Linked DNA regions of Homo sapiens: region 2 is linked to region 1. Evidence: chromatin contacts called from ENCODE Hi-C or POLR2A ChIA-PET data. All regions are on one chromosome and are shown on one strand. Each heading gives the region's core, a stretch centred on a gene start or an enhancer-like site at or near the end of the contact. The rest is flanking DNA. Distances are from core to core; before and after follow the strand shown.

The links. Hi-C counts contacts between places; a loop is a spot of excess contacts on that map. ChIA-PET counts read pairs that join two places held with the same protein, here RNA polymerase II (POLR2A). Pooled maps may share reads with other maps.
Region 2: a map of CD8-positive, alpha-beta T cell shows a loop between it and region 1 (5-fold over the local background). The contact joins the enhancer-like site here to the promoter of ZNF429 in region 1. A Hi-C loop is called at or near these places in 11 of 168 maps with a recorded cell type or tissue (CD14-positive monocyte, CD8-positive, alpha-beta T cell, dorsolateral prefrontal cortex and 5 more) and 14 of 50 pooled maps. POLR2A ChIA-PET finds 5 or more read pairs at or near these places in 15 of 52 experiments (A673, CD4-positive, alpha-beta T cell, CD4-positive, alpha-beta memory T cell and 10 more).

The regions. Positions count from the first base shown.
Region 1 is chr19:21,503,347-21,508,450 of GRCh38, forward strand. It overlaps ZNF429 (zinc finger protein 429), which reads left to right and starts at 2,256. Exons shown (of 4, transcript NM_001001415.4): 1 at 2,256-2,428. The coding sequence starts at 2,426. RefSeq lists enhancers at 2,037-2,639, 2,255-2,574, 2,585-2,944, 2,640-3,241.
Region 2 is chr19:21,578,588-21,583,125 of GRCh38, forward strand. The region is part of intron 3 of LOC101929007 (a long non-coding RNA gene); the gene reads right to left. Among named protein-coding and RNA genes, the nearest start is that of ZNF429, 75 kb to the left of the region's middle. Within about 2 kb of position 3,289, at least 3 of the 41 ENCODE cell types and tissues checked have a DNase peak (open chromatin) inside an H3K27ac peak, as active enhancers do; they include CD8-positive, alpha-beta T cell, where a contact is called at or near this core.

The sequences.
Region 1 (5,104 bases), core at 1,006-3,505:
TTTGCAAATCATGATTTGCTCATTTAAACTGTTAAATTTAATTTTTCTAAAGTTTTCTTCTTTTACAAATTTTCAAATTTTTTATGATGAAAATAAATAATGTTATTGAGCTTTGATTTTCTAAAATCATCCCACAGCTATTTTCCCAAATAATAATAATATAATAATAAATAATAATACAATAATTTCCCAAATAATAATAAAAATAGTGAAAAGGCAGCTGATGATACATGTCTGAAGGACCTCAGTTGAGCCCAGCCTAAATGGCTGACCATCTCAATTACGAGCAAATAAGTTTTGGATGGTTTGTTATGCTGCAATAGCTAACTAATACATGCACCCTGTGCAGATGGAATGCCAGGATTTAATGACAGGTTGATTACTAGTTACCTTCTGACAGTGGACACCCTAAAGATACTGACTTTTCTTTTCTTTTTTTCCCGATTTGAAGTTGGATGTCTCCTAAGACAATGTTGAGTAATGCAGAAATACAGGTAGACATGTATGTGTGTGATTGGTGCTTATACTCACACAGTACCCCACACCACAGGAAAAAAACAGATAACCACAGCCTGACCATTAGAGCCAAGGCCAAACAGCAAAATAAGTTTGCCTTTAATTTATTTTCTTCATATCTTTTTTTTTTTTTTTTTTTTTTTTTTTCCGAGACGGAGTCTCGCTCTGTCCCCCAGGCTGGAGTGCAGTGGCGCGATCTCGGCTCGCTGCAAGCTCTGCCTCCCGGGTTCAAGCCATTCTCCTGCCTCAGCCTCCAGAGTAGCTGGGACTACAGGCGCTCGCCACCACGCCCGGCTAATTTTTTCTATTTTTTAAGTAGAGACAGGGTTTCACCGTGTTAGCCAGGATGGTCTCGATCTTCCGACCTCGTGATCCGCCCACCTCGGCCTCCCAAAGTGCTGGGATTACAGGCGTGAGCCACCGCGCCCGGCCTTCTTCATATCTTAAAGTTAGAGGTTAAGACTGTGGACAGACCCAAAGACATAGAGTTTTCTTCTCCTGTCTCCTGTGGCCCCAGAATTTTTTGTTCACTGTCTGATCTCTGGATGAAAGGTGGACAACAGGTGGCAAAGAGTGGTCTACCTGTGGTTATTTTATTTGTGCTGCCCTCTGCCCTTGCTATGGCCACTATCTATCGCACCCTCAGAACCGAAGATAGATGTTAGTAGAGAGAGGCTGTCTCCTCACCTCTGGCAGAAAAGGGATGTTCAGGGCCTCCACCCACCTGACATCAGAGCTGCACTTCAACGTGGTGGCTGTTGGCCATGTGTGGCTCCTGGGTGCCTGGAATGTGCCTGGTCTGAACTGCAATTTGCTAGAAAAGTAAAATACAGAGTTGGTTTCGAAGATTTAGTTCCAAAAATATATATAGTGCCTTAATAATTACATATTGCTGTGACCCCAGAAAATCTGAGACATCAGTTAATTTAGAAAGTTTATTTTGCCAAGGTTGAGAACACGCCTATGACATAGTTTCAGGAAGTCTTGAGGACACCTGCCCAAGGTGGTCAGGGAACATATTGGTTTTATACATTTTAGGGAGACATGAGACATCAATCAATATATGTAAGAAGTACATTGGTTCAGTCTGAAAAGGTGGGACAACTTGAAGCAAAGGCAGGAAGACACGAAGCTGGAGGGAGCTTCCAGGTCACAGATAGGTGGACTCAAATTCTTTTGAGTTTCTGATTGGCCTTTAGTTCCCAGCTTGAGTTTTCCTTAGTAATTTTGGGGGCCCAAGATATTTTCCTTTCACATTGCTCACATATTAAAATTATAATACTTTAAACATATTGGGTTAGTTACATTATTACAATCAATTCCACGTGTTTCATGTTTCTTTTTAAAGTTTGGCTACTGGAAAATTAAAAATTCACATGTGGCTCACATTTTATTTCAGAGGACTGCCTCCTTTTTAAAATCTCAGGCTGCCTGCTCAAAGGACCAGAAGCTAGGAAGGTGATAAAAGCTAAAATTTAAAAGTAATTGTTATTATATTCTTTTCATTTGTGACTAGCCATATAGTATATTTATAAATGCATATGACCTTACACACAAGGTTCAATGCAAACACCCTCTAGGGTGGGCCTGGCTCAGCTCGGAGGAAAGCCTGCCTGAAAAGGCTGCAGCTAGGCTGTCACGCTTCATTCTGCCCAGCAACTGATCACCCTCTGTCACTCAGGGCCTGAGAGGGCGGGTCTTAAACATTATCCAATCAGGCACGCAGCTGGAGCGACAGGACGGTTTCCGGAATATGGCGGGGCGTTTGGCTCTTGCTGCAGCCAGAGCTCCAGGTCTCGTCTTCATTTCTGTGTCCTTTGTTCTTAGAGGCCCAGCCTGTGTGGCCCTGTGACCCGCAGATATTGGGAGATACACAGCTAAGACTCCAGGACCCCCTGGAAGCCTAGAAATGGTGAGAGTGCCGAGTCTGACATCCCCAGAGAGGGGGAGGGGCTGGTCGGAACCGTGAGAAGTGGCCGTGGCGGACTTAGGTCTCCCGGCAGTCAGCTCCACAATCTGCGCCCGGAATTCTCCTTGCCCAGCTCGGCTTCAGTCCCCTTCAGCCATAAGATGGCGACTGTGCTGACAGCCGGGCCCCGGGCGTCCTGTCTTCCCTCCGCAGTGACTGTGCCTGACGTGTAGCCCTGTCTGGGGAGCTCTGCACGCGCAATTCCGCAGTCTCTCCCAGATTGTGCAAGAACCATGGGAGGGGCGTCAGGTGAGAATAGTGACTCGGGATGCGGGTTCATGAGCGGGAAGAGCTTTGGTCCGTGGGGTTCCCAGTTCCCATTCTCTCCTATTAAAAATCTATGGGAGTGGCCGGGCGCGGTGGCTTATGCCTGTAATCCCAGCAGTTTGCTGGGAGGCGGGCAGATCACTGAGGTCCGGCATTCGAGAACAGCCTGGCCAACATGGTGAAACCCCCTCTCTGCTAAAAATACAAAAATTAGCCGGATGTGGTGGCAGGCATCTGTAATCCCAGCTATGTGGGAGGCTGAGGCACGAGAATCGCTTAAACCCAGGAGACCAAGATTGTGCCATTGCACTCCAGGCTGGTTGACACAATGAGACTATCTCAAACAAAAAAAAAAAAAAAAAAGGGGAGTCACTGCAAAATATTAAAGAATTTAATTAAAGAGTGGTTCTAAAATTGTAAAGCACCCAGCTGTGGGATGTAGTTTGTGGTCCTTTGGAGGAGCTTGAAGGAAAGACTTTGCGCATGGTACAAAAACGCAAATTCAGTTATTGGTTAGGTAGGGTTACGTAGTTTCTTAATTTCCATCTTCAGCTTACAAAATTTCCTGGTTATGTAATCAGAGCTTAATTCCAGTTAATAGTTAACCCTGTATTTGTTTTCCCCAGTGTAGTAATTTACAAAAAAAAAAGCATTTGAGTTAGTTTTTTGTTTTTTTTTTTTTTTTTTTGAGATGGAGTTTCCCTCTTCTTGCCCAATCTGGACTGCAGTGGCGCGATCTCGGCTCACTGCACCTTCCGCCTCCGTGTTCAAGTAATTCTCCTGCCTCAGCCTCCTGAGTAGCTGGGATTATAGGCAGGCACCACCACGCCCGGCTAATTTTGTATTTTTAGTAGAGACGGGGTTTCTCCGTGTTGGTCAGGCTTGTCTTGAACTCCCGACCTCGGGTGATCCGCCCATCTCGGCCTCCCAAAGTGCTGGGATTACAGGCGTGAGCCACGGCTCCCGGCTTGAGTTAGATCTTTTAAAAGTAGGAATTCAGGGACTACAGCCACCTCAGTCGAATTGCCTACCACTTAACTATTTTCACTCCCTACACAAAACTGATCTTCCCCTGCATTTTTCACAGGTGTCCTAAGCAGGGTCTCAAATCTACTCCCACGCCCCCCATTCCTCCAGCCTAACTCTGGCTTGCAGTAAAATACAAAATTTCCATTTCCTCCTGACAATCCCAAATGCCAACTCCCACTACTCCCTAATTCACACTATTAACTATTTGTCCTTTAGTGTACATTTTTGATACTGTATTTTAATTAAACATTTTTTGACAAAGCATTGGATGGCACATTTAAAAAGATTTGTTTTCTGTTTATAAATATTTTCCATAAGAAGAAAGCAAGGAATAATCTTCTGACACTGTATTGTAAAAAAATCTTTGTCTCTTTTCCTTTTATCTTCCCTAGGCATAGAGATTTTATGAGAATGTTTTGGCATCAAGGTTTTTCTTGGAATTTTTGTGGGGTGATGTGTCCTCAGCCACCCTTTAGTTTTTTTCCTGGTCCTGGGTTCCAGTACTGTCTGTGAATAAACCAAGATATCAGTCATGGCTATGTCTGCAAGACTGTCTAATGAATATTAATTCCTGGGTCATTTTCTCCCATAGGACAACCTGTGGTATGGAGTGTAGCCTCTGAAGGGAGCAGGTGTATTCCCTGGGGCTGAGAGGAATCTCCTGGTGTACTTTTCGTTTGAAAAGCTAACCCCTTCAGATGTTAAGACTGTGTTCACCCAGCCCGACTTTCCTTTCTTTGGGCCACATTGCTGGTCACCCAATCAAATGCTGGTATTGAGTTGAAAACAAATAATTTCTGACCCCTTGATTCTCTACAATTTGTGAAAAAAGACTAGTATCTCTGCCAGGCACGGTGGCTCACGCCTGTAATCCCAGCACTTTGGGAGGCCAAGGTGGGCAGATCACCTGAGGTCAGGAGTTCGAGACCAGCCTAGCTAACATGATGAAATTCCGTCTCTACTAAAAACAGAAAATTAACCAGGCGTGGTGGTGCATGCCTGTAATCCCAGCTACTCAGGAGGCTGAGGCAGAAGAACTCGGGAGGCGGAGGTTGCGGTGAGCCGAGATCGTGCCATTGCACTCCAGCCTGTGCAACACGAGTGAAACTCCATCTGAAAAAAAAAAAAAAGGTGATATCTCAAAAGACAAAAGAAACCCTGACCCCGGTGAGATGAGGCGAGAAATTGCAAAGTAAAATGCACTTGGGACACTTACTGGAACATAGAGCAGTCTCCTGAGAGGGTGGTTATTGAGTACTTAAGTGACTTAAGTGAGCGGGATGGGTAGGAGAATCTCTCAAGTGATTGAACTTGACACATGAG
Region 2 (4,538 bases), core at 2,039-4,538, 76 kb after region 1:
TTTTCTTTCATGTAATGTCCTTGTAGTTTTGTCATTAAGGATTCTTTTGGTCTCATAAAATGAATTAGAACATGTTCTCTCTTTTTCAATTTTCTGGAAGAATTTGTGTAAGATAGATGCACTCTTTGCCTTCCTTTACAATCAGACCTGCCTCTGGTCACCTTTTCAACTCCAGAAGTCATTTATGTCCTTTGACCCTAAGATATTTGCTGAACCAAACGGGATTAGTATTTCTTAAAGATCAGAACTCACCTGAGCCTACTGGATTCTAGCAGGAATGGAGACAGGTAGAAAGACTCACTTTAGCCTCAGGCTTAAATATGTTTTTATTTATTTATTTATTTATTTTAATTTTTGAGACAGAGTCTCGCTCTGTCGCCCAGGCTGGAGTGCAGTGCCGTGATCTCGGCTCACTGAAACACCCACCTCCCCGGTTCAAGCCTCAGCCTCCCGAGTGGCTGGGACTACAGGCATGTGCCACCATGCCCAGCTAATTTTTTGTATTTTTAGTAGAGATGGGGTTTCACTCTGTTAGCCAGGATGGTCTCGATCTCCTGACCTTGTGATCTGACTGTCTCAGCCTTCCAAAGCACTGGGATTACAAGCATGAGCCACCGCATCCAGCAGTATGTTTTTATTTTTTATTTTCTTGAGAAAGAGTCCCACTCTGTCACCCAGGCTGGAGTGCAGTGGTGTAATTTTGGCTCACTGTAACCTCCACCTCTTGGATTCAAGTGATTCTCCTGCCTCAGCCTCCCAAGTAGCTAAGATTACAGGTGTGTGCCAGCACACTCCACTAATTTTTATATTTTTAGTAGAGATGGTGCTTTGCCATTTTGGCCAGGCTGGTCTTGAACTTCTGACCTCAGGTGATCCACCCACCTCGGCCTCCCAAAGTGCTGGGATTACAGGCATGAGCCACCGCGCTCGACCAGGCCTAAGTTTTATACTCTACCTCAGACTTTTATCATTTTGGCAGTTATTGGACACTAAGTCAAATACTAACAAAGTGAGCCAGTGATTCGCATTTAGCTATTGTTCCTTGTCTATAGCACCTTGGGTAGGAACCCTATGGGAAGATCAAGGCAGGATAAAGCCTTCCTTGGGATGCTGGCCATAACACTATCACAGCAGCGATGAAATCTTACCTTCTACCACTCCCATCCACTGTGTCTTCTGTTGTTAACTAAACATTCAGCTCCTTTCTTGGGGTGGAATGCCTTTTAGTTTATTCTACACCTTGACTGTCACAGGGGGTCAGTAATAGGGGAGAACACAAGTTTCTGGTTAGATAAATCTGGGTCGAATTCTACTTTTGCCACTATTAGTAGAGTTACCCCTAACAAAACATTTAGCTTTTCCAGTGAAGCCTCTGTTTACTCATCTGTGGAGTGGGACTTATAATGTCTACTTGTGTGGGTTAAGAAGACAAGAATTCATTAACCTATTTCCCACTTGCCCTGAGAACACTCATGTTTCTAATCCTAATGTGACATCATATACATTTCTGTTACATTAGGACTAGAGACAAGTTTTGTTTAGAAATAACTTCACAAACAGTTTTTATATTTTATTTTCAAGATAAAAATCATTCAGATTTGCTTCAGCTTCAAGGAGGATGTTTATGTAAAATTAAATGAGCACTGGCAACCAGCTGCACCTTTTCTTCTAAACGGGAAATGGGTTAAGTGGTTTAGATGGCTCTCAGCCTCAAAGGGCTGAAGACAGAAACTCTAGGCTCAATTTCCAGAAATGGCTCTCAACACCACATAGAGCTGGTCCATCAGAGGAGCTCCTGCTTCATCCAAAGGCAGGAAGCACTAAATCAGAAGATTGCCTTAGAGTTAGGAAGTCAATGCTGGACTCAAGCCCACAAAATGTCCTCGTCCTGCCTATCTCTTTGCTCGATTCAAAATCCCATTCATGTGGAGCTAATTGGAGAAATCAAAATCACATTTTTTTTTTTTTGAGATAAAACAGACAAAAATTTCTGCTCTTGAGAAATGTATATTTTAAGATGAGACTTGTTAAAAGAGACCTCTGTCTTATTTTGTATGTATGTAGAGCCATGGAAGTCTAGAGCTTTGATGTATGATGAATATGTGTTTCAATCTTCTCTGTTCTATAATCTTGGGCAGCTATTTTAACTTCTTTGAGCCTCAGCTTTCTCAATCCTAAAGTGAAGATACAAATTCCTATCTTATCCTCAATCAGTTAAATGTAGAATTAACTATATGATCCTGCAAGTTCATCCTTAGGTTACATACCCAGGGAAAATGAAAGCATACATCCACACAAAAACTTGTATGTGAGTGTTCATAGCTGCAGTATTCATAATGGCCAAAAGTAGAAACAAGTCAAATGTCTGTCAATTAATGAATAATTAAGCAAAATGTGGTATATCCATACAATGGAATATTATTCAGCAATAAAAAGGAATGAAGTACCAACACATGTTAAGACATGGATGTACCTTTCACGTAGCATATTATGTGAAAGCCAGACACAAAAGGTCACATTTTCTATGTTTTCATTTATATAAAATGTTTAGAATGTGCAAATCCACACTCAGAAGTTAGATTAGTGATTGCCTAGGACTGGAAGCCAGGGAGTAATTAGGGTGTCATGGTTAAGGGGCGTAGAATTTCTTCTGAGGGTAATAAAACTGTTCTAAGATAGATTCGATTTTAGTAGTGATAGATGAACAACTCTGTGAATTTACTGAAAGCCATTAAATTGTACACTTTAAATGAGTGATTTTTCTAGTATGCAAATTATATTTCAAAAAAGTTGTAAGAAGAAAAAGTTCTACCATGTAGGGTTCTTTGAAGATTAAATAAGCTAGGAATACAATATACCTAGTGTACCTAGTATACATAGTGCCTGGCATTTGGTAGGTGTTCAAAATATGCTAACATTTATTCTGTTGGTAATCCTTAACAGGCTGGTTTATACAAAAGCTTACAATTATGTTCATTGTTAACATAATACTGATGTATCCTTTCGTAATCAATGTGTGCCTTGAGCAGATAGCCCTTCTTTACCCTCAGTTCCAGCCCTTTCTTTGCTTCTTGAAATTTTACGTGTATCACAACCCAGCTCAGATGTCACCTTTTCAAAGCCTCCTTGTTGGTTCAGCTAAAAATCCTGGGCTTTCTGTATAGCATCCCCAACAAGGGGCATTCAGAGGCAAGCTCTGGTCACCATCTGGCTTGTTTCCAAATTATTTGTGAATGCACCACCTGTCCCTGTGTCCTGCCCTCTGTTTCTGGCATGGTGGCACCTGGCACAGAGGGAGTGATCCTGTAAGGAATGTGTTCACAGCACATGTGCTCTGAGTCCCTTGGCACAGCACCTATGGTGGGCAGAATTCTGAGATGATTCTCCTGACCTCTGCCCCCTGGTGTTAATGCTATAATTATGTGACATGGCAAGAGAAATTTTGTGGATGTCATTAAAGTTAGTAATCAGCAGACCTTATGCTAGGGAGATGGGTGGGCCTAACCTAATCACAGAAGCCCTTTGAAAGCAGAGTCTTCTTTGGCTAGAAAAGGCCATCAGAGGTTCATAGTGGGAGACAGATTTGACTTGAGGCTGGTTTTCAGTTACTGAGTTGGAGGGGTCCCTGAGACAGAACTGAGAACAGTCTCTAGGAGCAGAGAGCAGCACCTTGGCTGGCAGCTATAAAGAAGGACCTGGGTCCGGGCGCAGTGGCCCATGCCTGTAATCCCAGCACTTGGGAGGCCAAGGCAGGTGGATCACCTGAGGTCAGGAGTTTGAGACTAGCCTGGCCAACATGGTGAAACCCCGTCTCTACTAAAAATACAAAAATTAGCCAGGCATGGTGGCAGGTGCCTGTAATCCCAGCTACTCGGGAGACTGAGGTAGAAAAATCGCTTGAACCTGGAGGTGGAGGTTGCAGTGAGCTGAGATTGGGCCACTGCACTCCAACCTGGGCAAGAGAGCAAGACTCCATCGCAAAAAAAACAAAAAAAAGAAAGACCTGGTTACTACAATTGCAAGGACCTGAATTCTGCCAATGACCTGAATGAGCTTGGAAGTGGATTCTCCCCAAGAGCCTTCAGAGAAGGGCCCAGCCCAGCCAACACCTTGACTTTGGCCTTGTGGGACCCTAAGCAGGGAGCCCGGTTAAACCCACCTGGACTTCTGACTTATAGAACTATGAGGAAGTCAATAGGGATTATTATAAACTGCTACATTTGTCATAGTTTGTTGTGCTACAGTAGAATACAAATATATCCCTCATCTCTGGAGAGCAGTTTTATTCCTATTTTACAAGTGAGGAGACCCAGAGGGGTGAAGTCACTTGCCCAAGATTGCACTGCACATGAATGACAGGGCTGAGCTACAGCCTAGGGCAGGAGTCAACAAATATTTTCTTTTCTTTTTTTTTTTTTTTGAGATGAAGTCTCGCTCTTGTCCCCCAGGCTGCAATGCAATGGTGCAATCTCGGCTCACTGCAACCTCCACCTCCCAGGTTCAATAGATTCTCCTGCCTGAGCCTCCCGAGTAGCTGG